4 separate regions of the Homo sapiens genome follow, and all the other regions are linked to region 1. Evidence: chromatin loops called from intact Hi-C (ENCODE). Cell type or tissue: endothelial cell of umbilical vein. All regions are shown on one strand.

What was found. Hi-C counts contacts between places; a loop is a spot of excess contacts. Peaks named below come from ENCODE experiments on the same cell type or tissue, not always from the same donor. Only the 100,000 strongest peaks of a DNase experiment are listed, where the experiment ranks them.
Region 2: it touches region 1 in a loop (8-fold over the local background); 4 of 110 quality-filtered maps call a loop at or near these places.
Region 3: it touches region 1 in a loop (14-fold over the local background); 9 of 110 quality-filtered maps call a loop at or near these places.
Region 4: a loop joins it to region 1, with 10 times the contacts of the local background. A loop is called at or near these places in 4 of 110 quality-filtered maps.

What each region holds. Positions count from the first base shown.
Region 1 is chr6:130,360,595-130,368,594 of GRCh38, reverse strand. It overlaps TMEM200A (transmembrane protein 200A), which reads right to left and starts at 2,578. Exons shown (of 3, transcript NM_001258277.2): 1 at 2,071-2,578. It also overlaps a transcript of SAMD3 not described here. RefSeq lists silencers at 3,045-3,144, 6,104-6,304. In endothelial cell of umbilical vein, a CTCF peak has its summit at 3,133; no DNase peak of the experiment used is centred here; H3K4me3 peaks cover 1,675 bases; H3K27me3 peaks cover 1,432 bases.
Region 2 is chr6:130,599,221-130,607,220 of GRCh38, reverse strand. No RefSeq gene overlaps it. Among named protein-coding and RNA genes, the nearest start is that of SMLR1, 220 kb to the left of the region's middle. RefSeq lists an enhancer at 4,062-5,261. In endothelial cell of umbilical vein, no CTCF peak of the experiment used is centred here; DNase peaks (open chromatin) are centred at 4,750 and 5,930; H3K27ac peaks cover 2,891 bases.
Region 3 is chr6:130,839,157-130,847,156 of GRCh38, reverse strand. It overlaps EPB41L2 (erythrocyte membrane protein band 4.1 like 2), which reads left to right. Exons shown (of 20, transcript NM_001431.4): 20 at 6,559-7,810. Among named protein-coding and RNA genes, the nearest start is that of SMLR1, 16 kb to the right of the region's middle. In endothelial cell of umbilical vein, a CTCF peak has its summit at 3,400; a DNase peak (open chromatin) is centred at 3,416.
Region 4 is chr6:130,755,289-130,763,288 of GRCh38, reverse strand. All of the region lies in intron 1 of LOC105378003 (a long non-coding RNA gene), which reads left to right. Among named protein-coding and RNA genes, the nearest start is that of SMLR1, 68 kb to the left of the region's middle. In endothelial cell of umbilical vein, a CTCF peak has its summit at 3,073 (motif pointing right); a DNase peak (open chromatin) is centred at 3,088; H3K27me3 peaks cover 188 bases.

The sequences.
Region 1 (8,000 bases):
TCAGCAGACAAAACATAGCGTAAGTCCAGGAACAAGTGGATCTGCTTGATAAAACTGTAAATCAGATATACATTCCTTAATAAAATGAGGTCCATCTCATTGCAGGTTTGGATTTCTGTTGCTGCACAAGTTATTTTTCCTCTTTTAAATTCTACCCTCTATTTGATAAGTAACGTGTATGACTACAAGGGCTTATTTTTTATCCTCTACTAATTTTGCTTAAGAAATGTAAAAGTTGACATTTGCTTTTATCTTTGTTCTTATCTATCTTCCTAAGCTAAATATGAATTTCTTTCCTTTATGCTAAGAGTCATCATGAGAAGTACAGCATTTAACCAATCAGTTCAGATCCGTTCCCTCTATATGTCAGTAGTTATCCTTTTCTGGCCAATGAGCTATTGTCAAAATTCTGAAGCTACACAAGTCCAAATATAACAATCTAACTCCTGTAGTATTCAAAAGCTTCACTAAAAATTCCACTAAGTTAAAATAACAAGTACAGCCATCCCTCTTTACAATGATCTTTCCTGAAGAATCCCTTCTGATTACGGGTGTCTTCAGACACTACAGCATTTACCTAGACCTGCCTCAAAGGCAACAGGTGAAGCCTTTCTGTGCTAACTGCCTGGAATTTACCTACAGGGACTTTCCATACAACTCTAATGAAGGCTTTCCCAGCCCAGATACAAAGCTAATTATAACCAGGGTTACAAATTATAGTTACATTATCTCATAATTATGAGCTATCTAGTAGGACTTGGTTAAAAAATCATTCTAAACACCTCAGTGTGTGTTTTTTACAGTAAAAAAATCATACTGTTAAATTGTCAAAGCATTTAACTATAGTTTCCACTTAATGGAAGCATTATTTTCTGTTTAGAAGGACTTCTATTCTTCACTTGAGGTGTTTATAAAGAATGAAACTACAACTACATACTTCTGTGTAGGTAAACAGTGGGAAAATAAAGTAAGGTTTAAAAAGTTTCAAAATTTAGTCTACTTTTCACAAAATGATAATGCTTTCTAGTATCAGTAGCCAAATAACAAATTGAAGGTCTTTTTATAAGTGTTCCATAATTCAAGAAACGACAAAGTAAATAGCTTTCACAAGCTCTGGTAATATTTATGCATACAGCACTATAGAAAGTGTGCCTCAAACTTGGTTTGATTGCAAAACCGAGAGTTCAATATTCTTTCTTATAAACAAGAATAATCATCGATTCTTGAAATGTTTTCTATGCAGTTGTCCATAACTACTTCTGAAGGTATTCAGAAGAGACAAGGCAAGAGACACTTTAGTCCAACATATTTAGTTTTTAAATACACCAGACTAAGGTGGACCGGACTAAGGCTGATTCCAATTAGTCAATTACCTGTATGTGCTGCATCTGCCTTTCTCTCCGACATTACCAATGCCCGGTACTGAACAATGAATTGTTATTTAAAAAAAACACACAAACACACACACATTTTTCTAAATCAAACAGCGGTAAATACACACAGAGAGCTTGCGCCTACACAATGTGAAGTGTTGGCTGGAACAATTTATAGCAAAAGAATGATTAATGAAGCAAATCTTAGAAGCCCTCAGTCCTTTCTCTTACAGACAAGACTACAGGGAGAAGAGTAGTGCTGAATTTTGCAAATAATTGCTTTGCCTCTCCATTTTGCCTGTGTAGATTCTACCCCATCCAGATACTGCTTTACGAAACCCTGACCATACTTTGCTCAATCATGAATTAACGCTGTGGACATTACAGAGAATGCTGACTCTCAGGAACCGAGACAAAGGAGGGTGTTGCTTGGAGAAACCCAGCCAGGCGCTCCAGTACTCCGGGTTCTTGGAGGCTGCCCCGCACGGCTTCTCTCGCGCTCCCGGGACTGGGGAGTCTGGACCTGATGGCGGACTTGGTTTATTTCCCAAACTTTAGGAGAGACAGCGTTTACCTAACTCTGGAGGCTGTAGCGGAGGGGAGGGGAGGGCAGAGGGCTGAAGAAGTGCCCGGTTTCGGCTGCGGTGGCCGCCCACCCACCTCCCCACTCCCGTCAGCACCCTTTCCTTCCCCTCACCTGTCCTGAGCACCGGGCCCTGGGGGTCGGGTCGCCTCTCCCTGTTCTCAGTCCTGGTCTCACTCCAGGAGCTGTCGGGACGTCGGGCGCCTCTGGAGGCGGACGAAGAAGGCGGCAGGGTCGGGGGCGTCAGCGGGAATCTCGGCCGCCGCGGGCAGCCGCGGTCTCCCTCCCCATCCCAGGGCTCGGGCGGCCACCGCGGGCGGATGAGTCAGGCGAGGGGGCGGGTGGCAAGGGGTGCAAGCGGACGGAGGGTGGGGGCGCCCCTATGCCCGCGCCGGGGGGGCACCGGAGGCCTCGGGGCAGGGGATGCGCCGCTGCCGGTGCTCACAGAGGGCCGCCGCCATCCGGGCGCAGAGTCCAGGCGCGCCTGCCCTCGGAGGGCACCGGGCGCAGCAAGCCGGGCAGGGGAGAGGGAGTCGCCGCTCAGGCGGCGCCGCCACCGCGTCCAAGAAAGACAAAAGGGACCGGGAACGGGAGGGGAAAAGTTTTCTGCTCGGCTCCAGATGGATCCCAGCCCCAAACCTCACGCCATAAAGCCCCGAAGAGGCGGGTTGGGGGCGGGGGCCGGGGCGGACTTCCAGGGGCGTGGCTGCGCGCCTGCGACCCCGGACCGTGCCAATCTCGCCGCCGCCCCAAAACCTGTGGGAAACCCCAGTCCTGCCACCCACTCCTCCTGGAGGACGCAGACAGGATCTGCTCTGCAGGAGCCCAGGCCGGCCGATCCGCGTCCCGGCCACAAAGTTGCACTTCGAGAGCCCAAATCACCCGCAGACAAAACCCATCTTTGGGAACAAAGTACCCGCTTGCAGGCGCTCTTCCCGGGCTGGAAGGCTGGCGTGCGGAAACGGACACACCCACCCGTGGGGCCCGCCTCTAGCTACCGCGGGACCACCGGTTACCGAGCCAGGGACCCGGCTCCCCCAGTTCTCCGGAGCGGCTGGGGAGCTCCAGCCGACTCGCAGTATTCCCGGAGCAGGCACCGCAGGACCCTGGCTCCACGCCCCTCGGACGCTTTCTCCTCAGATGCCGCCCGGCGGGCCGGGGTCCCCCTGGCGGGCTGCGCGGGCGCTGCGCGAGCTAAACCAAACCTGGCCGGAAAAGACGCGGCCAAGGCCCGCTCCGTCCACGCTTCCCGCCGGCCCGGCAAGGGGTTCCGGAGAACGGCTTGGGGGGGCGAGAACCATGGGCGGGGGAAATGGAAGACAGAGGGAACTGAAGCACGGGGGTCTTCGATGAGCAGTGCGGATGTTCGACTCCAAACATCAAAGCCAACGAGAGGTTCAGGTTACTCCTCCTTGACCCCAAACATCCAGTGAGTGGAGACTGGCCTGTTCACAGAGTAAAATATGTCGTCTCTAATTCGGCAAAGACGGTGATGACTGTATATATGCAGGCCAATTCCGTAAGTAAAGTTTCATGTAAAACTAATTACCGGATATTCCAACCACCCCCTGTGCAGGCCAGCCGCATGCACAAGGTGTGTGCTATGCTTGTGTCCCCTGGATCTGTTTTAAGTGATAGAAGGCAAGTATGATATTCTGGTGCAGTGTATTTGTTTATTTCGGCGTGTGATCTGTTTATCTCGTTTTCAAGAAAAGTTTGCTTCTGGGGGGGTATAAAATCCGTGTTTGGGGGGTGGGGGAGAGCCATGCAAAAATTTCCACATTAGAAAAAAAAGTCTTTAAAATCAGATATGGCAATGAGAAGAGACTGTAGAAATGGATTTCCTGTGGTATAACCTTCTTGCCTTGACTAGAAGAATTTAGAGATTGGGCACTTTTAGTGGAGATGTCACAATCAAAATGTTTTATAAAAAGAAAGAAAAGAAAACTAAAGGAGTTACGGTGGGGGAAGGATGAGTCACCTTTATAAACCATCTGTGGTTTTATTTTTACCCCACCTGCATCTAGTATTCTAGCCCACAGCCACCTGCTCAATTCTCTTAGGTTTTCTTAAATGTGTTTGTCAAGCACCATATCAAAGGAGTGTGCTTCCATTGGGCCCTCTTCCTAGTTACCTCTACATTTTATAAAGAAACACCCTGAAGCCACATTGTCTGTAAAGCTCCTGAGAGGAAACACCTCCTGGTTCCCCTCACTATCTAAGGAGTGAGTAATAGGAATAGGCTCATAGTCCATAGATCATTTGAGGTGACATCCTCTCTAAGACCCATGGTAAAACGTTTAAAATGGTCATCTAGCCATTTTAAGCATTGAGTGACTGAGCCGTCCTCAAAAAGAGACTGATGAGAGCCATGAAAAAAGGAATAAGCACATTCTTAAGGCCACAGATATTGATGCTTCCTCATTTATGAACTATGAACTCAGATTTTAGTGATTTACCAAAAAAGAAGAAAGATAGACTAAGTAAAATCACCAAAAGGGAATTATTTAGATTTCTTTTTAAAATAATTACTATTAGTCTCAGAAGAGGCGGGTAAAATGGCCTGTAAATAGAGGATTATTTGCAATTCAGTAGTCCGAGCAACTCTCAACACATTAGTTATAAATTTTCCCTGACCTTGAGTGCTCAAGGGAATCTCAGGTAAATTATTTATCCTTACTAATGGCCAATATCTTCCCATCTGACAGTGAATATACCATGCCAGTAATGGATTTTGAATTCAGCTACACATCGGCTTTGGAAATAATGGATAGAAGTCAACTATTTTCTACTTCTCGCCATCAAGTAGCACTGCACTTCACACATAATATTTTTTGCTGTGTCTATATGAGATATGTAAATTTCCACTAGAACAAGCCCATCTTATAAGAGTGCATAGTAGAAAGAGAGTAATCCAAGTGTCCTGTAATCCAAGCTCCACCACCTACTAACAGAGGGACTTGGTACCTCATTTCTCCCATCCCTTAAGTAGGAACAAAGTATCTATTTCAAAGTGTTGTGAAAATTGAATGAAATGATGTGTATAATATTCTTCCTACAAGTCACAGATCCTCAATACATATGTGATTGAACATATATACACTCACATCAAACTTGTTTTAATGCAATTAACATCATCAAAAAAAGGCTCTTCCTCTGGAATCAAGAATTAACATGAAAAAAGGTCAAAATATGAAGATCAACATTTTCACTCTTGGTATAGTATTATAAAAGTCTGATGGATGGCAATTCATATTTAATGAATTAATTTTGGAAACATACGTTGAAATGAAAAAGAATGAGTATTCTTAAGAGGTCATGTAACAAGGCTAAGAGAAGGGCTATTAGAAAATTTGTGTGGGATTATATTCATTTCCTCTTGCCTTAAATGTAGCCCATAGCATTTTTAGGCCTGAGAAGGGATCCTTAAACAGAAAATAAAAATGTCTTCAATGGGAAAAAATAGAATTGTTTGCTAGATTTTTATCTGAATGGCTTTGTTCTTGATGTGAAATAGATTGATAGTCTTAAAACCCCTGTAGTATTTCTGCTAGCAGCCATGGGTGCTTTTTCAAAGTAGAGGGTAAAGTCAATAAAGAAAATGAACTTTCTGACTTTATTCTTGAAATAAGTAAATAGGGGGAGGAATATAGGATAAAGAAAAAGGTAGAGGAAATATATTTAAAAATAAAATTTTAAGGTCATTTTTATTTCACCGTGATTTTGAATAGCACTTTGTCATACTTTTCATGTTTTCTTTCTCATTATGTGCAATTGACTAATAGTTCAGTGGATTTCACAGCAGAAAGATGTTGCTAATTTCTTTTCTGTTCATTAAATGTGCAAGTAACAGTGCTAACCCCTCTCAGATTGATGTTTTATAATGTTGAGGCTGATACGACTACTTAAATATTTATAAATTCTGTATTAGATACAGAATCATCTATATTAGATAATCAGATACCTCCTTGTTAGATAATAAACCTGATTAGATTCTTTTTGCCTGAGGGGCACTGGCAGCGTACCATTTAGAAATGTGAAAGGAGCCATACTCTCTCCCTTCCAAAGCCCAGTTCTTTCCTCTGAACAGATTTGTGCCTGTTGAAGGATAATCACCAAGTAGCTTATAGAAATCCAAAAATTACTTTTTAAAGATTTTGACTGTTTTTGTTGCAAGAATCTACCTGTAGAAGATAATAGAGATTTGACTGAAATGAGAGAAGATGGTAGTGGTGGCCCACCTGTTCCACTGTCCATGGTACTGAACCAGTCATTCTTTCGTTAGTGCCTGACTACTCAAAAGCATAGTCCGAGACTCGGCAATATTTGCATCACGGGGGAACTGTTAGAATAGCAAGATCTCAGGCCCTTGCCCAAACCTATTAAATCATACTCTGCAACTCAGCAACATACTCAAGTGATCTGTCTGCATGTTAATATTTGAAAAGCACTGCACTAGGGCACTGTTCATATGTCCTCTGACTTCCCTGGTGCTCTGCTTATATCAGCCTTCACTTCAGTCCCTTCCAGAAGCACAGCCCAAATGCTGCCTTTTTAGCTACATTTCAGTTGGTGATGGTGGTGTGGTGTTACACAGAGAGCATAGCCTTTGACCCGAACAGCCGGGCTAAAATATTAACTTTTACTGACTATTCTGGGTTTAATTGCCCTCATCCATAAACTGCCAATAATTTTAACATGTCCACATAACACTGATTTAAGTGTTCACTGATAATAAAATTATAGTTGTAAAACATTTGGGTCGGCATGTAGCAGATGTTCAACAAATCTCTCAGGCACTGTGTGAGTGATACTTCCCCAACCCAAGAAGGGGTGCCTCTCAGCATAACATTCTCAGACACTGTGAAAATTTATTGTAAAAGAATTTAATTCTGCAGTTTCTGCTCAATCAAAACAGTACAACCACATTAAATTAGTTGACAAAATAAAATTTTAAAATTCACTACATCATCTTTCTGTTTGGGATTTATCCATCCATAATCATGATCTAGAGTAAAGAAAAATAAGGTTTTTCTTAACAATTTTATTAGATCTGTTTTTATTAAATTAGAACAAAACTACTTGGCATCTTGAATTCTAAAATGTTTATAAATATCAAGATTTCTTAATCCTACAGCCAACAGACTGTACACACATACAGCTGAGTTTGTAAACAGTAATCATTTAGACCTGAATTAAGCCACAATTTTGGTAAAATATAATGCAGTTTAAATCGTGCTATTTAGGGGTCCAGGGAATACCCTTTCATGTTGCGGGAAGTCAGGGACCCCCAAACGGAGGGACCAGCTGAAGCCATGGCAGAAGAACATGGATTGTGAAGATTTCATGGACATTTATTAGTTCCCCCAAATTAATACTTTTATAATTTCTTATGCCTGTCTTTACTGCAATCTCTAAACACAAATTGTGAAGTTTTCATGGACACTTATCACTTCCCCAATCAATATCCTTGTGATTTCCTATGCCTGTCTTTACTTTAATCTCTTAATTCTGTCATCTCGTAAGCTGAGGAGGATATATGTTGCCTCAGGACCCTGTGATAATTGCGTTAACTGCACAAATTGTAGAGCATGTGTGTTTGAAGAATATGAAATCTGGGCACCTTGAAAAAAGAACAGTATAACAGCAATTGTTCAGGGAATAAGAGAGATAACCTTAAACTCTGACCTCCAGTGAGCCGGGCGGGACAGAGCCATATTTCTCTTCTTTCAAAAGCAAATGGGAGAAATATTGCTGAATTATTTTCTCAGCAATGAACATCCCTGAGAAAGAGAATATGCCCCTGAGGGTGGGTCTCTAAAATGGCCCCCTTGGGTGTGGCCATCTTCTATGGTCGAAACTGTAGGGATGAAATAAATCCCAGTCTCCCATAGCGCTCCCAGGCTTATTAGGAAGAGGAAATTCACGCCTAATAAATTTTGGTCAGACTGGTTGCTCTCAAACCCTGTCTCCTGATAAGATGTTATCAATGACAATGGTGCCCGAAACTTCATTAGCAATTTTAATTTTGCCCCGGTCCTGTG
Region 2 (8,000 bases), 240 kb before region 1:
CCACTCATGAGGGAAGAGCTCTTATGATCTAATAACCTCTTATTAGATCTCACCTCCTAACACTGTTGTACAGAGGACTTTTCCAACACATAAACTTTGGGAGACACATCCAAATCACAGCAGTCATGTTCTGTGAAAGCAACAGAGTCAGGCTGAAAACCCAAGTCTGTTTAAATGTAGTCTATGTTCTTAATCTTCACACTATATTGCCTGTTAATGCTTTTTTTTTTTTTTTTTTTTTGACTGAGTCTTGTTCTATTGCCAGGCTGGAGCATAGTGGCACATTCTTGGCTCACTGCAACCTCTGCCTTCCAGGTTTAAGCAATTTCCCTGCTTCAGCCTCCCAAGTAGCTGGGACTACAGGCATGCGCCACCACACCCAGCTAATTTTTTTGTATTTTTTCAGTAGAGATGGGGTTTCACCACGTTGGCCAGGATGGTCTCGATCTCCTGACCTTGTGATCTGCCCGTCTTCGCCTCCCAACGTGCTGGGATTACAGGTATGAGCCACTGCGCCTGGCCCAATACATGTTTTTATGTAACATTTTACTTGACATTTGTAAAAAATCAAAATTAAAATAAACTTAAAAAACAAGAAGCTACTACTTGGAACTATCAGTTGGAGCAACACTATCCTCACTGTGCCTGTTTAGTTAGGGTTGGCACCTCTTAGACTGTGAGTTTCTCTGACTGTAGCATGGAATGTCTTTGTTATAATGCTCTGATGTTCTCAGATTAAGTATACCATTATAAAAAAGATACATAGACTTAGTATTATTCCTTTAATTATTGGATAAATCAGATTTCCCTCTGTCTGTTTGCTTAAAAATATATCACAGAGGAATACTTTCCTTAGATTATTCTAAACCTTTTTGGGTAAAACTTAAGACTTAAACCTGAGACTTGGATAACAGTGCCTTTATAGATATGTAAAGACCAAAAAAAAAGTCCGCATATACCATTGAACTAAATCAGATGAAATTTAAGTAAGTGAATAACATATTCTACAATAGAGAAGAAAACAGACTGTTTAGGTAAAGGCATATGCAGGAAAGCACGATGCCTGTGGCCTTGCAAAACCATATCGCCTGCATAGTTCTATGCCTGAGCTTTGGCCCTAATACTCAGGGCTCACCTTGTTCCTCGGAGGCCACTCTTCTCCTATTCCCCATGACAACTGTGCTTCACCAGGACTCGACTCTACTTAATGGTCTTGACAATTGCTACTTAAAAGGTTATAGTCCTTTTGTTTCCCTATTTATTATATTTCCTGACTTTCCATCATTTATCGTTTCCTATCTGAGATACAGGAAGGACTTGATTCATAATTTGTTTTGCCCCAAATGTTTACTACACTATGAAATTATTGGTTTGGCTTTAGAGTGAAGGTGTGGAAATAAGTGTGTATATTTCAAGTTTAAATATTTAATAAAGGCAATTTGACTGTAACCATATCTTCTCTAAATGTTACTTCTTTCTCTGTTGAGAGTTGTCTATGGCCCCCAATGAAAGACCACCTGCAGTACAACCATAGCTAAACCAAATGGAGTTTATTGACTTGTTCCAATGAGGAAGACCATATACCATGGAGAGCTGTGGGGTGACTCAATAAGAACGTGGTAGAAAGGACCCACATGATCTGGGCTTGTGTTAGACAATTTTTGAGAAGATTCAAGGAAGTAGGTTTTGCTCCAGATTGGATGCTGTTGGGAAGCAATTCTATGACTGGGTATCTTTTATAAATCTTATCTATATGGCAGGAGGAATGAAGTGAGGCTAAAGCTGTAATTGGTAAAGAAGCAGCTTTCATATCAGCTAGGGTAGGGGATGTTTAATATTTTGGGGGGTTTGGACAATGTTCTTGTTTTTGTACAAGTTCAGACATCTTTTGGAAGTGTCTTGATTTTGTCATGATCTATCAAAGTCATACAGGGGACTTGACTGATGTGGGTGTTCTGTGAAATTGTGTTCAGCAGGACAGCACCACAACCTAGCTCTGAGTGCCAGGACAGTACTGACAGCACCAGGCAAGCTCCGGCCTGTCAAGATCTGGCTTTTCTCTTCTCTTTTTCAGAGTCCTTAACAAGATTTTAGAATCATTCAGCAACCTCCGAGACTATATCTCTCCTGACACCAATGACCTTGGCTTTGAATTCCTTGCTCAGTGAATGTGCTTAGAAAATGCTGGTTGGAGAGTAATTTCTCCCTTTTCTCTGGCCAGCTTGACCTTTAGGGTGACATTTGGCTGGATAAACAAAAATATCTTAAAATAACATAAATCTAATTTTAAATCTGCTTGGGAAATCATAAACCATTAGTAAAATATGTTCTCTTGGTTCTAAATATACTTTTTTAGTTTAGTTGTCTTAATTAGCATAATTTACCGACACTAAAAATAATTTCTAGAACAAAAGTCTCTGAAAGTAGAAGTAAAAAGAGCTCTTTTCCTCTGCATTTTAGAGCTCAATCTCCCACAACTTTACTACAAACACTTTAAAAGACTTTGGTGAAGTAGTGATCCTGATTTTAATACTGAGCTATTTTATTGTTATTGTCCATTAGCTATTTGGAATTCCTACCATGAAAGTACAGTGCTGAGGATGCATACATTTCTCTTGTTTTCAGCCTCAACATTCTTAGATGATTAGCATTTGACAGATGAAACATACAATGCTTAAGATGATCTTGGTAAAGACAATAATTACAGCTTATCACATGGTTGCACTTTAAAAACCTCACAGTGAGGAATGGTCACCAGAAAATGGGGCTCCCTGTTATCAGGAAGATGAATCAGAAAAAGAAAGGACTTTGATGGCAGAGGCCATTCACTCCACCAATCAATCAATTAATCCACCAGACAATTTAATGTCTATTCGTTGAATTCCAAACTTGAGCCAGATTCATTGCTGTATGCTGGAACACCAATGTGAGAAGGAACAGAGCTCCTTCTCTCATGGAGTTTACTGGAGTAGGTAAGGCAGACATGCAAATTAATGTCTGCATAATTGCAAATGGAAGCCCTATAAAGAAAGGGAACTGGTTTCCACGAAAGCATAGAACAGTGGGACCTGAATTAGACTGGACTTTCAGGAAAGACATTCTTGGAAAAGTGACCCCAGAACTAAGAAAGAGGAGTAGGTGAGACACTTGGGGAAAGAGGGAAAGGAGGATGGCTGAAGAATGTTTCAGACAGAGGGAAGAACAGAAACAAAGGCTTTGGGGCAGGCATGAGGAGGGCTTGTGTCCTGGTGTGGGCTCCCTGGAAACAGACTCTGAAACAGAGATTTGTGGCCAGGTGTTTATCGGGTGTGCTTTCACGAATAACACCTGTAAGGAAAGGAGGAGGCTCTGGAGTTGGAGTGTCCTTTGGAGCTGCCTAAAATTCAGGCCTCTGAGGCTACTTATGGACCAATCTTCTGTCCCGAGGTGGGGGCATGACCTTAGGAGAACCAGGTGAGGGCAATTCCCAAAGTGGGACTCAGGTGTGAGCTAAGCAGCTTAAATTCCTAGCAGCTGGGGGAAATGAGTGCCTTGGGCTTGAAAGGGGAGCTGGGTGGGATGCCACACAGGGCTCTGCTGCGATGACCTGCGATGCTCTGTGGGGATGGAGGTCAGATTGCTGAAAGGTAAGTGAGTGATGGGACAAGAATCTGGAAGTGGGAGCAGGATCCACACACACAGGGCCTGGCCTCCTAAGACTTTTTAGGGATTGTACCTTAAGAGCTATTAAGGGGAATAATAAGGGTTAGGGCCAGCATGGCTTCAGAGGGATGATGCATATCCTGGGCAGGGAGATACTCTAAGCTGCAGGGCGACCCTCCTGTGTTTCTGTCTCCTTTCAAATTAGCTCAGTGACTTGTATTAATTGTTCTCAAGGATACCCATTTTAGCACTCTTTTTGCTTCTGTTTTTTGTTTTTGAGACGGAGTCTCGCTCTTTTCCCCCAGGCTGGAGTGCAATGGCGCAATCTCGTCTCACTGCAACCTCTGCCTCCCAGGTTCAAGCAATTCTCCTGCCTCAGCCTGCCGAGTAGCTGGGATTACAGGTGTGTGACACCATGCCTGGCTAATTTTTGTATTTTTAGTAGAGACAGGGTTTCACCATGTTGACCTCAGGTAATCTGCCTGGCTCGGCCTCCAAAGTGCTGGGATTATAGTCGTGAGCCACCGCGCCCTGCCCCATTTCAGCATTCTTGGTTGTTCTCCTTCAGATTTCCCAACTCAGAAGCCAGGCAATACTATCGGTGAGAGAATTAAGCATATCTGTGGCTGTGGGCTGAAAGATACTTGCTTCCTCTCAGGGTATCCAAATGCAAATGTTTAAAAAACTCCCTGGAAGATATGCTGTATTTTATTGGCCATTTCCCCACCAGTACTCAAATGTACCATGTAATATAAGAACCCTTAATCACGTGAAGCATGTTATATGTGAGACTGTCATAATTGGTGTCAACTATGTTTAGTTAGAAAGATTTTGTGTTATATGTGGCTATCTTCTGTATCTCTATCATCCCTACCCTCAGATGAAAGGGCGTTCATAATACTAACCAGAACAATCAAGTTGATTTAGTAAAACCTCATCACATGCCTGATAATCACATATCAAGCATGCACACTTTGTATTTAGATGTTTGATTTGATATTTGGTGCTATCATTATGAATCAGTCTTTCCGCTTTCATGCTGTAGCGTGTGATCTTTCAGGAACTCCTGAGAAGCCACGGAAATGATTCTTGCTCAGCTCCTTCCCCTGGAACGATGAATCATGGTAACTCATAAAAACCAGGGAGAGCTCTTGTCTGACAGTTTAATAGCTTTCCCTTTAGTCAGTCGGTGTAAGAATCTAATTTTGAGCCTATTCATTTGTGAAAAAAGGTCAGCGTAATTTCCTGATAGCTCCTGTGGCCTCTCTCCAGAATGGGCTGTCTTCCATACATGACAATGATGCTGGTACCATGTTGTGCAAAGTTCATGCTCTAAGGTGTTTTTCCCCACTGAGTCCTGATCCTAGGTCCAGATTCACAGGCACAAAACCCTCACCGGGGCATCATTCCAGACCTTCAGCTCTCTCCCTCACAATCAATCATCATGTCTGGCCAGTTCTACCCCCTGAGCAACTCTCTTCTTTCCATCTTTTCTGCCTTCACTGTAGACAAGCGTACCACCATCACCCGTTGGTTTGACTTCTGTCCCCGTCCAATTCAGACAGGTAGCCTGTAATTCCCTCAGAGGCAATTCCTCCAAATAAAAATCTGATCAGGTACTTCCCTTGTAAAAACCCTTTAGGGGCTCCCATCACCCTAGATTTTAACACGTTTATAAGCCACACTTACGAGCCTTCACCACTTCCATCTCCATGCACATTTCTAGGTTCCATTGTAAAAGGAGACTGTCCCATCTGTCTGTAGGAAAAGTCTTTCAAATGAAAATATAGCCTGGATATTGTAGGCTACTTTTCCAACTAGAAACTTTGTAGGAAGGGCTACTCTTTAGGGGAATAGTCATGATTATTTCAAACTTAAATACCTTTCCTTTGCATTGTTGAGAATAGTATGAATCATCTCTCACATGAAAGGGCCTATTGAAATTATATATTTTAATTCAACAAACCCTAATATTGTATTGATAATAAAGATAACTGAAAACCCCTAACCCTGGGGAGATTAAAATCTGTAGGTGAAATAGGGACTCTTAAACAACTAACTACAGCTGCAACTAATTCTGTATTGGAGGTATAACATGCCGTGGATGATAATAATTCATTCTGACTGGAATATCAGTAAAGACAGCATCTGATCTTGGCTTTGGAGTAGAAAGAGGTTGTTCTGGATAAATAGAATATCAAAAGAGCTTTGCTAGAAACAAAGAGTTGGGGAAGATATCCAATCATTGGCCTGGAGAGAGAAGAATGAAGAGTTATAGCAGGAAATGGTCCTGGGAAGACAGATTATACTTAGGTCAGAGGAAGCTGTAAATGCCATTCTAAGTAAGAATCACTTACTTGATAGGAAGCAAGAGAGGTTTTGAAGGTCTGTTGTGGCAAATCTGGCTTGTATTTTAGGAATGTTACCCAGCTGTGAGAAGGAATGTTGGAATAGTATAGAGATTGGAGGCAAGATAGTGAGATAGAAGAGTGAGTCAGGAAAAGTACTACAATGAAGGGGACAGGCATGGGAGATACTGAATAATTGATGAGTCTTGGCTATGGGTTGTATATAACAGTGAGAGTAAGAGAGTTGGAAATCTCCTGGTAATACTTGTCTGGGCACGGTTAACGCTTCCAAGATGACTCCCAATGATCCCCACCTCCTGGTAGTCTCATGCTCATGTCATCCCCTCCCACATTGTACCAGGATTGGCCTCATTGACCAATAATGGCAGAAGTGATGGTGTGTGGTTTTTGATATTAGGTTATAAAATCAGTGTGCCCTTTTTCCTTGGTTGCTTATTCTTGAATATTTGCTTGGGGGAAGTGGCTGCCTTCTAGTAATTAGCCCTATGGTAGGCACACGTGGTAAGGAACTGGGGCCTCTTGACAATACCCATGTGAGTGAGCTTGAAAGTCATTTCTCTAGCCCAAAGAAGTCTTTATATAACTATGGCCCCAGCTGACATCTTTTTTTCTTTTCTTTTCTCTCTTTTTTTTTTTTTTTTGAGACGGAGCCTCGCTCTGTCACCCAGGCTGGAGTGCAGTGGGGCGATCTCAGCTCACTGCAAGCTCCACCTCCCGGGTTCATGCCATTCTCCTGCCTCAGCCTCCCGAGTAGCTGGGACTACAGGTGCCCGCCACTGCACCGGGCTAATTTTTTTTTTTTTGTATTTTTAGTAGAGATGGGGTTTCACCGTGGTCTTGATCTCCTGACCTCGTGATCTGCCCACCTTGGCCTCCCAAAATGCTGGGATTACAGGTGTGAGCCACCGCACCCGGCCCCAGCTGACATCTTGACCACCACAACCTCACAGGAGATCCTGAGCCTGAACCACTCAGCTAAGCTGTTCGCAGAATTCCAACTCTCAGAAACTATGTGAGCTGAGTTTGGGGAATTTTTAATGCAACAATCAATAGAAAACTAACACACTTGGTAATTAGACAGCTCTGATTAGCTAAGGAGTACAGGTAGTATTAGGGAGTATTAGGGAGTACAGGGAAGGGAAACTGGTTTTATCAAGGAGATGACAAACTTGAATTTTGAGATATTTGGATTGTGCTATATCTCTAAGTCTGTGTTCATTAGGCATTTGGAAACAGATGTCGATTTGGAAGTCATCTGCAAGGTGTAGAATGGTGGCTCTTAAGCTGAAGCATTCATCAGAATCAGAATTTGTTGTTAAACAGAATGCTGGGCCCTACCCCCCGAGTTTCTGGTTCTGTAAGTTTGGGCCTGGGCCCACAATTTGTATTTCTAACAAAGTTGCTGGTGATACTATTTTGGGTTCAGGGACCACACTTTGATAACCACTGATGTTGAATCACTGAGAAGAAAACACAAAGTAATGACATTTATTATAACTAATAGTTCTCTTCTCTCTCTCAAGTATTATATATCTACATATACATTGTAGACCTGAAATATTTAGTAATTAAAGAACATGAAATAAATTTACATTATTGACCAAAATCAGGGGTTGGAGATTTTTGTAGACAACAATAAATTGAAACCATGTACAAGGTAAAAATTGAGTTTCCTTGTTTTATAAGGTATATATGTAATCAACACTTCTATGGATTCACAGTAGACACCTTTTCCTTACTCTCTCTGATTTTTGCTCTTAGTTTTGTATTTATGACCTGAAAATGGATTTCAGTTAATCAGCAAGCAAATATGAAAAGGAAATCCAAAAGGAACTTTAAAATATTCAATTATGTGCTACAAACAGGACTTTCATGTTTCTTCTTAGATTACTGGAATAAATCTCAAGAGATGATGCTTTGACAACCAGGAGGACTGATTACATAGATCCCACAGCAAAACTGTGGTATTGGGTGGTGCATCTCGGCAGA
Region 3 (8,000 bases), 480 kb before region 1:
TGTCGGGAAAAGCAAACCTCCATCGTGGTTATGTATAGAGTTCTCAGCACAGCTGGAAACATTTGTTGAAGGCAAATTGCAGATGGTCTTACATGCCATGTCCTTTAGTAATATGAATTTATCAGTAGTGTGTATGATTGACTGAAAAGCTTCTAGATTAGATGAAGTACCCTGTAAAGAAATCAAGATACTGGTTCAGACAGTTAGTAATGGGGATACTGAACTGGACATCTCTAAGAGTAAGATTGAATTTAACTTGGAAGCAAAGCCAGGAGTAAAATATCATAGGAACATCTATAAAAGTTAAATCCGATATTTTTTTGCTTTTCAGTCAGATGAAGCTCAGTATCTTTATTACTATTTGAAGTAAAGTTATATTAGCATGTAGGCCTTTGAGAGTAATACAGTTCATTCAGAGGACACAGGGCTCAGGAAGGTCAACCCAGTCCCAAAAGGCCTGAAGATGGGACTTGGGCCTTAAAGGACCCACAGAAGAGCCTCCTAAGAAGGTGGGGTCTCCAAACAGCATGAACATGTTCCAGCAAACCAGGAAAAGCAAAAGCATTTTGCTGAATTATTTGTAGAACAGATACTGTGCTTCATTTGACTGCAGAGAAAAACACTGGATTTAATTTCTCCCTGTACTCAGCAGATACACAAATATCTGTGACAGAAGAAAACGGCAGTAGTTTAGTGATAGCAGATTGGACATAAGCAGTTCTCAAACTGAATGGTCTCAGGACCACTTTATACACCTAAAAATTATTGAAGGCCCAAAGAGATTTTGTTCATGTGAATTGTATCTATTGAAATTTATCATAAGTCAAAACTGAGAAGTTTTATAAATATTTATTAAGTTAAAAATCATCACATAGTGAAAGAAGTCTGTCTAGAAAGACTATATATGTTGTATGATCAAACTGTATGACATCCTGGAAAAGGTAAAATGATGGAGACAGTAAAAGGGTCATTCGCTGCCACTGATCTCCTCAAGAGTCTTAATATCGGGAAGCTATCAAGCTCATGGTGGCCAAAACACCATTTTCCAAATTCTAATGTTCACCTAAAAGCTTGCATTTTATCATTGGCAACAAGTACTGTCAATTGTTTCTCTTGAGGCGACAGGCTCAACTTCATTTTCAATAAAAGGTTTACCTAGTATCCAAATTGAATAACATCCCTTGTCTGTCAGTGATTCTCTCAAGTAAGAAAGGTGGTTGATGAAAAAGCAGCTGCTTCAACTCACAGTTCAGACATTCCCATAGATGCTTTTCCTCTAGACATTGTTGTACTTCTGTATGCAGCGGGAATGGCGTGTGCATACTTCCCATTTCATCACACAGAATATTAAAAAGATGCACTCAGGCTTGAGATGTAGGAAAATTAATATTTCTTCTGTGTCCTCAAGGACTTCCTTAAGTGAAACTGTCTTCTCTATTTTACTGCAAGTGCACACTGGTAAAGAATAAGGTGCCAGGCCAGGCCTGGTGGCTCACGCCTGTAATCCGAACACGTTGGGAGGTTGAGGTGAGAGGATTGCTTGAGGCCTGGAGTTCGAGACCAGACTGGGCAGTATAGCAAGAGCTTGTGTCCACAAAAAACTTTTTAAAAATTAGCTGGGTGTGATGGTATGTGCCTGTAGTCCTAGCTACTTGGGAGGCTGAGGCAGGAGGATCCCTTGAGTCCAGGAGTTCAAGGCTGCAGTGAGCTATGATTGCACCACTGCACCCCAGCCTGGGTGACAGAGCAAGACCCTGCCTCTAAAAAAAAAAGAATAAGGTTACCTCAAATATAGTTTGATTCCTCTGCTTCGACTTATGTAGGCTGAGCTGCCAGTAGATTTACTCACCATTATTTGTTTACACCATTGGTGAAAATGCCAACACACTGAAAAGGACATAATGTCTTAGTATGATAATGAAAACAGTTTTGACTCTATGGTCCCCTTAAAGAGACTCAGCAGTCCTCAGGGGCTGCAGGCTACACTTCGTGTATATTTTAATGGTAATACAGACATTTTAAGAATTGACTTTTTTCTGGGTTTAACCAAATGGAAATTTAGCATGCTTGCATTTTTGGCTCTGGGATTTTTATTTTATTTATTTATTTGTTTATTTGAGACAGTCTCGTTCTGGCAGCCAGGCTGGAGTGCAGTGGCATGATCTCAGCTCACTGCAACTTCTGCCTCGTGGGTTCAAGCGATTCTCCTGCCTCAGCCCCCCAGTAGCTGGGATTACAGGCGTGTGCCACCATGCCCAGCTAATTTTTATGTCTTTAGTAGAGATTGGGTTTCGCCATGTTGGCCAGGCTGGTCCCAAACTCCTGATCTCAGGTGATCTGCCCTTCTCGACCTCCCAAAGTGCTGGGATTACAGGAGTGAACCACCGTGCCCAGCTGATTTTTATAATTTAAACAATGGAAATTCTGTTTAGAAATTAAAATCAAATATGCAAATTGAGGATAAAAGAAGAATAAAATGAAAAGTTCAGCATTTGAAATAACTGTCAAATCCATAAAGTATCATATTTAAAATTTAATTTTACACCTGAGTGCACAGAGTTCATTTTTGCTTAGGAAATGCAGTGTCTTAAGACAGTCTTGCTCTGTGGCCAGGCTGGAGTACAGTGGCACGATCCCAGCTTGCGCAACCTTCGACTCCCAGCTTCAAGTGATTCTCCTGCCTCAGCCTCCTGAGTAGCTGGGACTACAGGCGCCCACCACCATGCCCAGCTAATTTTTTTTTGTATTTTTAGTAGAGACGGGATTTCACCATGTTGGCCACATGGTTTCACCATGTGAAACCCCTGACCTCGTGATCTGCCTGCCTCAGCCTCCCAAAATGCTGGGATTACAGGCGTCAGCCACCATGCCCAGCCTTAAGTAAATATTTCATTCCCGTTTTCAGAATATTTGATTATGTTATTGCTCTGTGGTAATTGAATGTTCATTAATCTGAAGAAATGTTGTTTTCTTGTATTATTTGCATTGTTGTATTATCTGGGGGAAAACCACATTTTTGCATTTTTATTGAGACTTCTCTCTAGATGAGTGCTGTACCACTTAAAGGCAGCATTGCTAGTATTTTCTGTCAAATGCTTTTTGAAATCAGTTTACTGAGTCAATTTCTGGAGTAGAGCACTCAAGATTGAGATCAATACATGAGCCCTTTGTCTCTAGAAACTCAAAGATTGTGCTTTTCGGGCAAGATCATAGAACTTGTATGTATGGACTTTTTTCACCACTGCTCATTGGGTGCACTGAGAGGGTAAATAACTCTCTGATCCCTCTGTGAGTGCTTAAGACAAGGCATGCAACCAACATATATCCTTGAAGAACTTGAACATAGAATTACTCCTGTGATTAGATGAAATTGAGCCACATTGATCTATTCTCACATTGGCCAAAAGAGGGGGACATAGACTAAGGAATGTGACTATAGTAGTTAGAATGTTTACTGACATTGTATAGGCCAGGGTGGAACAGTGACACTTGGAAACAGAACAGTGGTATGAATGCTTTTATTTTTGTTGACTTCACCACAATTCTAATACATAAAGTATAATCCATATGCTTAACAGCTATGATCTTACCCAAACTCAGGATGAACCTGTGATAGTGTAAAAGTGAAAGCAGGTTGAATTAATGTCTATAATTAATGCCTGCCAATTTGTATTGACAAAGATGCCCAGACTTCTATGAATATGAGTAGAATTCAAGCTTAGAGAAAGAAAAGAATGTTCTTGAAACTTTTACAGCTTTTACATGAAGAGCCATTGCCTAGTTTTCAGTTTGGTTGGAATATGTAATAAATCATTTAGTCCCAAATTCTAGCCTGTAAAAAATTGTCAGATATTAAGTTTATTTCTCACAGACACCTGCCAGAGGACAGAAAAGTACAGTATTTCTGATGCTTATGTAGCAGTGACATTGGTGATTCTGTCTTTATCTTTTCTCTTTTCTAGCTCAAAAGCTAACTGTTTAGTACTTAGGAACGTATTTCTACATGTGTTTAAGTGCAAGAAACAGTCAAAAAAGATAAGTGGATATGTAAATAAAGTCTTCGTACAATAAGTTACTTCTTGTTCATCCACGCCAATAAGGAACTGGGATGTTTTGACACAATATCTAATAACTCAGAGTTAAACTTGATTTACTGATTTTTAAAGAATGAGAAAATAAATAAGTTTTAACATTAAAATGGCAATAAAATGATTCTGAAAGCTGTTTGGAATCCTAAGAGCACATGAAGGTTATCATTTATAATATTCATTACCAGAAAAAAAGTTTATTAATGGAAATAAATTACATTTTGAGTTTATTTGGGTAACTATGTCTTTTTCTCTATATTTAGCTCAGTAAATGTTGAAGTTTTTTGAGATCAAGATCCCTTCAATTCCAACATATGCTTAGTTTCCTGTAATAACTTTGAAACAAGTTTAATTTTAGCTTTTCTTTACAAATTTATGACTCATTACAAAGTGAAATTTTTATTTTTGATGAAAACAGATGCAAAGCAATAAAGTGACATAGGGCCTAGAGAAAATGGAGACTAGAATCCTAAACATTGTTCTCTCTGTAGGTTTTCAGGCCCTGATAGCATCAGGGGTTTGTTTTTTTAATAACATAAACTAGGCAAAATGGCAGCTGTGTTCAACAAATGATGCATATTTACTAAACAAAGCAAATGGAAATACCAGCTCTGAAGGAACAAGAACAGGTTCCATGACTGAAGGTGTCATATAACTGCCAAATCCAATTTGATTGGTAATTGTATCCATTTCCCTTCATCATCCCCCACATTTCTTTTCATAATTACTAACCTAAAAAAAGACTTTCTATTTTCTCCATTGATTTTTTTTTCCCCCAGCCTAGAATCAAACAGAAGTACTAATGAGTAATGAAATAACCTAAGGCAGACAACAGGGTAGAAAACAATGAAGTTGATTAATCAATCTGTCCTGAATAATCAAGAGGCTTTAATATTATCTGTGATAAATCTAAATGGTAGGAACTTTTTTCATTAAAGCAAGACTTAATTTTACCTAACCAAAAGAGTGTACATTCTAATTGACTTTGGGAGCAGTGTCTCTTGGAAAAGACGTTAATTACCACTCTGCACTGTCCTTTGTGATTACCTATCATTTGCCAAAACTTCCAACCAAGTTCAAATATAAAATGAAACAATTGCCACCTTAAAACCCTTTTCTCTTTCAGGGCCATTGCACCATCATGGGTTTTTTAAAAAGTCTTCTCCACTTACCTTTGATTGTGGACTTCTGCAAGACTCTGTGGCTTTCATTTATTCCTATGCTCACATGAGACTTAGTTCTATCTGTTGGTTTCACTTATCCCTTGTTCTGATGCCCAAATCTATATCCCTAGGTCTAATGCTTCACCCAGGCTGTAAGCCTTCATTCTCTCCTTTTTTTGAGGTCCCAGACTCCAAACCTTATCATCCTGTCTTATACTTACTTCTTAACCACCACACTCTGATTATTCTCCTTAGTGGTGCCTCTCAAATTTCTCTCCCACCTGATTTCTGTGGTGACCACTCAAGTCTGGGTCCTGGCCATCTGGCAGGAATGCCTGACATTTGTCATCTTCCTCATCCAGCTGGACTCCTGCACTGGTCTCCTGACTGTTGTTCCTGCCTCTACTCCTTGCCGGCTTCAGCTTATTCATCACACTGAAGCCACAGCAGTGTTTTCAAAACGTAAATCACACCATGACAAACCCTTCCTCAAAACCAAAGAAGAAACGATCCCAACCTCCTTTCCTGGGCTTATCATGCCCTGCATGACTGGCCAACCCCAAGTTCTTTGACCAGTCTTCTATCTCTCTGTGGCTCTTGCACTCTGCCCTGGACCATTGTAGTAGATTGCCAACTGGTCTTTTCGTCCAAATGTTTTTTCTTAATTCATTTTTTTTTTTTTTTGGTCAATTAGATCAAGCTGGTACTTCTCAGTCTATTAAAGAATAGACCTAATATTTTGTACCTTTATTTACTACTCACTATACCAATGCTCAACTTTAGTAATGTCCCTTTCTTCACCGTCCTATTCCTTCCATTCGTTTCTGCCTCCTCCCCCAACATACATCTTACTGTCATAATACTGTGTACTTCTTCACCTCCATGCCTCTTTCCTCATTGTGTTTTTCCACCTGAAGCACCATTTCCATTCGTTTTAGCACAAAGAAAATAGACTTTGACTTTCCCTTTCCCTGAGTATAGCTTTAAAACCTACCTTGGTTTCTGTCTTTAAATTCTTACATATGAATTGTCTCTGTTTTATGCTAATAAATTCTTTTGCAGTGAACTCTTATTTGCCAGTTGCTTCTAGCGTACTTGTCAATTCTCCAGGTATTTTAAGGCCCTCGAGAGTGGAATAGTGTCTCATGCTTGTCTTCTGGTAAACATACTATTTAATGTAAGACTAGGCAGACAGTAACTGTTGATTACTTGATTGAAAACTTGATGAATGTTACTTAACATTTTTTTCAAGCCTGTGTTTTTGGAATATTTAAGCCTTCTGTTTTTTTTTTTTTTTTCTCTTCTAGAAAGTCATTTTTTAAACAACACTCAACTTTGTGAACCCCTGAAGATTTTTTGACCGTTCCAAGTCTTAATGCCACACCACTATTCCAGCGAATTTATGCTACAACTGGTAACAATGACCAGAAGCCTGAAGAATTAAAATGCCAACACCAAACCTTTCCTTACCAGCTCTGGTCTATATTGCTCCCATGCATTTAATATATTATTTTGTTTTATAACCACTTCTAAATATTCTCAGTTCTTTCTTTTTGTTGTTGTTAATTAAGGGGTTTTGGTTTTGTTTTCTGTTTACTTTGTGTGCAACTACCTGCTTTTAATGACTCACTTTGATCAAATGACAGTGAACAAAGCCAGCCCAAGCTGGTAAGGTGCTGTTCACTTGAACAGGTGCTGTTGCGCAGAAAGGAAACTCTGTGACTAATTTAGATAGTGGCTTTCCTTCTTCTGGATTCTTTTCATTGAATTCTCACAGTAAATATTTACGGAGTTTTCAAATTGCAGCAAATATACTGTATGAGAAAATATTAATACAGATTAAAAGCCTTTCTTACATCTTGAAAATTTTCTAATATTTGAGAATTTCACAGGGATGTTTTTTATATTGGACCCTTTTGACTTTCCAGTCCTGTGACTTTCTACTTTTAGTAGAGAGTCAGAATCTCTGGACTGGAGAATAATGAAGAAGTTCACTGACTGTGCACTGTGCTTAGAGACCCTGCCGCACCACAGTGCCAATGCTTGTCAGACACATGCCCTTCGGCAGCATTCCAGAACAGGAGGGAAGAGAAAGAGAAAACTTTCTTCCCTTCTACTAAAAGATTCAGGCAGCTTAAAACCTTAGTGCTTTCTTTCTTAACATACCCACATTTCAATTCTTTCCATTATTTGAACACTTGGGTAGAACTCTTGCTTTGTATTAAACCTCTTTGTCTACACATGTAAAACTTACCTTTTGTTATTGAGCAGGCCTATCTCTTTCAGATAGTTTTATGATTCACACAGGTTTGAGGATGCTGGGGAGAGGGGGAGGGGGCTGTGGTGGTGTTCTGTTGGTTACAAGAAAGTTATACCATTTAAAGCTGGCACCAGAGACCCGATAGGGACTTATTAACTATATTGAACATTTTTTCCTTTGCCTTTGACCCTATGTATAGTTACGATGCCAGATTAGATTTATAGCAGCCTCAAGTTGTATTAAATGATATTTTGCTTCCTGTAATACTATTATAAAATAAAGTTTGTTTATTCTCTAAACTTGTCACTTCTCTTTTTCTAAAGGGTTAAAAAAACAAACTTGAGTGATATTTTTCATCAGAAGTCTTAGTATTTTGTGAAAAGTAGCATTTCAAAATCTGTTTTCAGCTCTTCTGTAATTTGATGATGCTGCCAACATCACTATTTGAAACGGTGAAAGCGACGTTGAAAGTTTGTAAATCTAATGTTG
Region 4 (8,000 bases), 390 kb before region 1:
GGATTGAGGTCCCTCTTGCTGCTAGCCCATCTGCCACATTCATCTTCCCCAAGAATGTAGCTTGATTCTGCCAGACCCCTGGCAGGTGGAAAATGACTTCCCATAACCTACAGAATAACATTCTGAATCTTTGGGATGACCTATACATCCCCTCACAGGATGCCTCAATTTGCCTACCCAAGATATTTCTGACAACTCCTCTGGTAGTCACTGGTGATAGAGATGAACTGAATAATTGGATTATGCCCTCTTCCACTCCATGGTTTTCTACTTTTCTGCCTCTGTGCACACTGTCTGCTCCATGCTCTTCCCTAAGAAAATTCTACTCATCCTTCAAGGTCCATCTCAAATGCTCTGAAGATTTCCTTAATCTCTATAACTAGAGACGGTCTCGTGCTCCTTTAAACTTGATGATATTTTTGGCCAGGCACTGTGGCTCATGCCTGTAATCCCAGCACTTTGGGAGGCTGAGACAGGTGGATCACCTGAGGTCAGCAGTTCAAGACCAGCCTGGCCAACATGGTGAAACCCTGTCTCTATTAAAAACACAAAAAAATTAGCTGGGCGTGGTGGTACATGCCTGCAATCCCAGCACTTGGGAGGCTGAGGCAGAAGAATCGCTTGAACCTGGGAGGCAGAGGTTGCAGTGAGCCGAGACTGCTCCACTGCACTCCAGCCTGGGCGACAGAGTGAGACTCCATCTCAAAAACAAACAAAAAACAACAATTTTTTTGTTGGATTTTTGTTTTTGCATTATGTCTTGAATTATAGTTGTGTATTTAATTTCTCTTATTTTTAAATTCTTAACAAAATTTTGTGGATATATAGTAGGTGTATATATTTATGAGGTAAATAAGATGTTTTGAGACAGGCACGCAATGTGAAATAAGCACATCACGGAGAATGGGGTATCCATTCTGTTAAGCATTTATCCTTCGCGTTAAAACAATCCAATTACATTCTTTAAGCTATTTAAAAATATACAGTTAAGTTATTTATGATTGTCACCCTATTGTGCTATCAAATAGTAGGTCTTATTCATTCTTTCTATTTTTTTGTACCCATTAATCATCTGATAAGGTTTGGCTGTGTCCTCACCCAAATCTCATCTTGAATTCCCATGTGTTGTGGGAGGAACCCGGTGGGAGGTGATTGAATCATGTGGACAGGTCTTTCCTGTGCTGTTCTCGTGATAGTGAATGGGTCTCATGAGATCTGATGGTTTTATAAGGGGGAGTTTCCCTGCACAGTCTCTCTCTCTTTGCCTACTGCTATTCATATAAGATGTGACTTGCTCCTCCTTGCCTTCTGCCATGATTGTGAGGTCTCCCCAGCCATGTGGAACTGTAAGTCCATTAAACCTCTTTCTCTTGTAAATAGCCCAGCATCGGGTATGTCTTTTTTAGCAGCATGAGAACGGACTTAGCAGAACATCTTTGAGTCTCATTTTTCTGTTGAAAATATTTATATCTTATCATAATTTTATGGTGTGGTGTTTTCCAGTAAGTTGCATTGCTCCTTTTTTTTTTTTTTTTTTTTTTTTTGAGACAAGGTCTCCTTCTGTCACCTACGCTGGAGTGCAGTGGCAGAATCTCAGCTCACTGCAACCTCCACCTCCTGGGTTCAAGTGATTCTTGTGCCTCAGCTTCCCAAGTAGCTGAGACTATAATTACACACCACCATGCCTGGCTAAGTTTTGAATGTTTTGGTAGAGATGGGGTTTCATCATGTTGGCCAGACTGGTCTTAAATTCTTGACCTCATGTGATCCACCCTCCTCAGCCTCCCAAAGTACTGGGATTACTGGTGTGAGCCACTGAACCCGGCCAAGTTATATTGCTTCTTAAGTAACTTGCATGTGATGTTTCTTAAATAGTTTTAGTGGAAATATCATTAAATTGAACCAGTAGCTAATCCACCATAAAGAATTTTTCCAGGAATAGATGTTCCATTGTCATCTGGATTCTACTCTTTCTAAAGAAAAGAAAACCATAATTATTATGATTGATCCCTTTATGGGATGAATCTTTTGAAACTCTGGCTGCTTTTAAGAGTTTTCACTTCATTTTTTTTTCTTTAAGTTTTCTTATAATGTTACCAGTTGTGGTTTTATTTGTTTTTATCCTATTTGGAATTCACTAAGCTTCCCAAATCTGTTTTTGCTTAAATATAGAAAAATTTTGGCCCATGTTTCTTCAAATGTAATTTTTTGCTTGACTTTTTTTTTTTCTCTCCTTTCTTTCTGGGGCTCCAGTTACATATATGTTAAATGCTTGATATTATTCCACAAGTAAATCAGGTTCTGTTTATTTTAAAAAATATTTACCTTTTCTGTGCTTCAATTTAGATGACTTTCGTTCACTTGTCTTCAAATTCACTAACTCTTTTTTCGTGATGGCCAATTTTTTAAATTTTTGCATAATACATGCTCATGTCTTGGGGGTACATGTTACAATTTAATACATTCATATAATTTGTACAGATCAAATCAGTGTAATTGGGATACACATCATCTTAAATATTTGTCTTTCTTTATTCTAGAAACATTCAAATTATTCTCTTCTAGCTATGTTGAAATATATAATGGATTATTATAAACTAGAGCTACCCTACTTATCTGTCAAACATTAGGTCTTATTTCTTCTATCAAGCTGTATATCTGTATCCATTAATAACTTCTCTTCATCTTCCCCTTATCCTTCTCAGGTTCTGGTAAGCACCAGTCTACTCTTTACCTTCATGAGACCCACTGTTTTAGCTCCCAAATATGAGTGAGAACATGCAATATTTGTCTTTCTGTGCTTGGCTTATTTCACTTAAAATAATGACCTCTAAGTCTATCCATGTTGCTGCAAATGACAGGACTTCATTCTTTTTTACGACTAAATAATATTCCATTGTGTATATGCAGCCAAATTTTCTTTATTCATCCACTGATAGACACAGGTTAATTTCAATATTTTGTATGTTGTGAATAGTGCTGCAGTAAATAAGGGAGTGCTCTTTCTTTATAATTTACCAGTTGATTTTCTCTTTCCTCCCAACCCCGACCAGGTCACTGCCTCCCTTTGAGCACTAGATGGTGCTTTAAGCACAGGTTGTCTAGGTTCTAGTAAATGTCCCAAAGGGAATATCCTGATAGAGTGGGAAGACTGGCTAGGGTGTCATGCCCAGGAAACCTGCAGGACAATCCTATAGCATGGTGCTGCTGAATAGCCACTCTGATTTGGCATCTCCTTTGGCTGAATTACAGAGCAGTTTCCAGGCCTAGGATGGTAGTCCTGCCTCCCCTCTTTGTTTTTGGCTGTCCTCAGGGCTATTTCTCCCTTCAGGCACTCCTGTTGATTCCTGGGGCTGAGGCAAGGACAGATCTTCTGCCAGGAAACCCAAGATGATGGGGAAGCCAGTTGTCCATCTTCACCTCACTTTTTGAGAAACCATGAGTCAGGGAAAAATTTTCTGTGCACTTGGTGCTAGGCAGATTGGGGGAAGGATGTCACAGACATGGAAGTCTGATTCTCTTACTGTCTACTAAGAGATTCTGAGTTTCTTCATTTCTTTGTGGCCTCAGGAACTGTCTCATTCTCATATTTTAGTTTTGGATATTATTGCTGGTGATAATCTTGGGGCTGTATATTTGTTTTTGGTTTTCTGTTGGGAGAGTGGTGCCAGCTAGCTTCTATGCTTCCATTTTGGAATGAGAAATTTCTCAAGAGATTTATTGTATATCATGGTGACTACAGTTAATAACAATATATTGTATATTTGAAAATTGCTAAGACAGTAGTTTTTAAGTGTCTGTACCACAAAAAATATAAGTATATGAAGTATTGCATATATTAAATAACTTGATTTAGCCATTCCTCAATGTATACATGTATTAAAACATCATGTTGCACACCATAAACATATACAGTGTTTTATTGTCAATTAAAATAATTAAGTAAAGAAAACCCCCAAATAAATTACTGTGCTAGGTACTATGAAGCAGTTCAAAATAGAATAAGTTCTCAAGAAGCTTTCAATTCCATATAGATGATAAGAGAATCAAGTTAAAAGATAAATTCAGAAAACAGAACAGCTGTGTTGCTGCTTGTTTTCTTTGTCAGACTTGGATCTCTCATCCAACAAATGAGAGTACTAATGCCTATTCCATAGGATCATTGTGAGAAATTTGTCAGATTAATGTTTATAAAATGCCTAGGGTAGTGTTTGGCGCTTAATTGGCATTCATTAGATGACAGGGTGGCTTGTGGCTGATGTGGCCTCTGCTGTTCTTCCTGTTGGTGTTGTTGATGCTCACCAATGAAAGCAGTCAGGAAACCTCCATTTTACACATGATTGAACTGGAAGGACATTGTATTTGAATTCTAAATAAATGGGAGTACGCATTGGTGTGTTCTAAAGATCTTCCCGAGAAGAAGGTGTGGGGAGAGACAATGCAGGAAATACCCATTTTGACTTCCTTATAGGTCTGCCCTAAGGAGAAACCATATACCCAGGGCCTGGGGAAGTTGAGTAAGGGATTCAAGACCAGGAGAGGTTGAACCTCCCTTCACAGCTACACATCTCTTCTTGTTATTTCAGGAATTGAAAGGCCTGAAAAACAAACAAGACAGATATTTTTCTAATCTTTCAGAAGCTGACTCTCCCACAGTCCCCTAGAGCTAGGCCCAAAGCACAGTCCAGTGGAGAATGGGTAGGGAAACAAATTGGGTCTCTGCTTTTCCCAATCTCTCTTCCTTCGTCTATTGTTCTCTATTTCTCTGTTTCACCCAGAAAACCTCCGCTTCTGTACTGTAACCCCCAGATTCTGAACTCAAAACTGACTTATCTTGATACCAGTCCTCACTATCAAATGCTCCAGAAAGGGGAAAATTTTGGCATGGATTTTTCAATGATGTAAGGGAGGAACATATTTTTCCTCTACTCTCAGGTTCATTGACTGGAGCCCTGCAAATTAGATTGACAAAAGACAGATTAACAGGATAAAAGGCATATAAGTTCTATTGGATTTTTTTTGCGACACAGGGACCTTCCTAGAAAACACATGAAAATCTCAAGAAACAGATAGGCCTGAGAGCTTATATACCTATTTAACAAAGAGTCATACATTGTGGAGGCATGTCAAGGCAAAGGAAAGGGGTTTTTAGACTTCTAGGGGCTGAAAACTGAGGAATGGTAATGACATGGAGGAAACTTACAGAAGATAAAAGCTATCTAAGCAAGGTTTGTTTGTGCAGATCCATCTCAGTGTCATCTTTCCATCTTCTTCATGGCCATAAACCTTCCCTGGGAGAAGGGCTCTATGGCAGTCCTTATTATTGAGGAGTTTCTGCTTTTAGTCAGATCAGGGAGGCTCTGAGAAAGCTTCCTTCTACATCTGTTGAATCTCACACGTTTTCAGCTCAAAATAATCTTTATGCCAAAGCACATATTTTGGAGTAGCATATTCTGATCCCCTTCAATTACAGTGACATACATAAACAATACTGAGCATTAACACTTCTTATTCTTAATTGCTTTGTCCAGGCTTACCCTGTTATTACCATATACCCCCTATGAAAAGGACAGTAAAATTATCACCAAGATAATATTTTTGTTGTTGAGTGTTATTTTAAGGTGTCTGCAGGGCATATCTTTAGAAGGAGCTTCTAAATGGCACCTTTAGTAATAAAACCTGAACTAGAAATGCACATAAAATCTTTTCGATGGACTCTGTTAAGGTTCTGAGTCCTTTCGTTATTTTGTGTATTTAACCACGTAGGCATATGGCGTAAGTTCTGAAATTTTAGAGAACAGGGATGCAGAACATTATTTTATTTTATCAAAGTATTTATGTCATTTCTTTTTTCCCTTATAATCTTTTATAGAACTATAGCTCCAGATTTGTTTCTTTAAGTACATTCCTGATACAGAAAGAGAAATCATCAAGTAGGGATCAAACATAACCTTTGGAAATTATTTTTCATGCTTAACTTCTAGAAGCATGAAACCAAACTTTTCTTATTTGGATGATACAAATAACTGTATCTAAATTTTCAGTAATTTCTGGTTTAGTTTTAGATCTGTATTTGGTTTAGTTAAGGTGTTGCATTTTCAAGATAAAACAAAATGACTTTTGCTTTTTAAAATGCTCATTAGAATTTCCATGTCAAGGCTACAGCATGTCAGTTGTAGTATATGTGTCTTTCTGTATTCCAATATCACCAACATTTTTCTAGTTACCTTACCACTTTGGGTTAAACTCACACTGCAAGTTGCTATGACAACAGAGATATTGTGAATGCTTAACCCAGTATGCTCTCTGTAAATCACACTTTTAAGGGTAATTTTTCTAACAAAGCATTGTTTAAATTGCTTCGAAGTTACAGCAATTAAGTCTTTGATTATAAATATCAGAGTGGAAAGAAAAGCAAATTTTGGAACTCCAAAGCAGGGTTATAATGCTAACAGCAGACAGATACAGTTTTAATGGGTGGGGCATCACATATTTTGCATATGTTTCTATTGATTTTGGGCAGGGTAATGCAGGCATCTCACTTAACCCATTTATAGACTGGTAAAATTGTTCACTCTGTCCTTTCTTCTATTTAAACTTATCTTCATTATTATAATTTTTCAGTATGTTGCCATGAAAATGGCCTCTTCTGACCAACTGACATGGAAATAACTTATTTTCTACTGGTAATTTAATTTCATCCATTAAAATTGTGTCTGTCTTAGATTGCCACCTTTGGTTCCAACTCGTTTTATGTATGTATGTAGCTGGGTGGTCTCTTGTGAGATTTTTGTCAAATAGGGCTGCGATCATCTCATATCTCAACTGGGGCTGAAGAATCCACTTCCAAACTCACTCATGTAGTTGTTGACAGACCTCAGTTCCTCAGAAGCTGTTGGCCAGAGGCCTCCCTCTGTTCCTCTCCAGTGGGCTTCTCCACAGGCCAGCTTGAAACATGGCAGCTGGCTTCCCCCAGAGCAAATAATCCAAGGAAGAGAGAGTATGAGAGAGAGAGAGAGAAAGAGAGAAAGAGAGACAGTGTGAGAGAGAGCTAGCCAAGACCACCCAAGACAGAAGCCTCCGTCTTTTCATAACCTCACTTCAGTGACATTTCATCATTTCTGCAATTTTCTATTCATTACATGCTGGTCATTAAGGCCACCGTATACTTGAGGGGAGGGAAATTAAGTTCCACCTCTAGAAAGTAAGAATATCAAAGAATTGTAGACCTATTTTTAAAAACCACAACGGCAGAACTATGTGGAATGTTAATTATTATTTCTCTTCTGATGCTTTTTACCAAATCTACTGTGGCTACATAATCGTTTAAGACATTAATTTGTTTTTGTGGTTCTCTTATATTTTTCCATTTCTCTTTTCGTTTTCTTTTTTAGGAAGTAGATAATAAGACTGTTGCCTCTAGGGATTTATGTGGCTGAGGGGAAAACAGTACTGGCTTACAAGTGTTCCTGGCTTTTGCTTTACAAAAGCCTAATCACTTAGAAAAACACTGAGTATTTTCGTAGACACTAAGAAGGGTGGGTTATTTGTGGAAACAACCAACATATTTGGCAGGTGAATACAGGAGGGGAAAAAAAAGAAAGGAAGCTTCTAGAGGGCATGAGAGACCTGGGAACCGGCACCAAACTTTCTAACCCATCACCTAGTTGGGTCTCCCATGAGATGCTGGAGAGGTATGGTTATGCAGTTTATCTGTAAGAGGGACCTGGGTTGCCTCCCAGAAGATCCCCACAGCCGTGGGTGGCAGAGGAAGCTCAGAGAGCCTCCAGAGCCAAGAGGGCCAAGCAGACAAGGGCAGTGACATGTGGGAACCACCACCATCCTTTTAGTCATGTGTAAAAATACAGAAAGATCAGCATAACCTAGGGATGCCCCAGTGAAATGGGGGCCTAGGGCCAGAAATTGAGTTATAGAAAATTAAAAAATATTTTCTTCAGCCTTGAGTTGTGACCAAGTCCCTGACAACCACACTTCTGTAG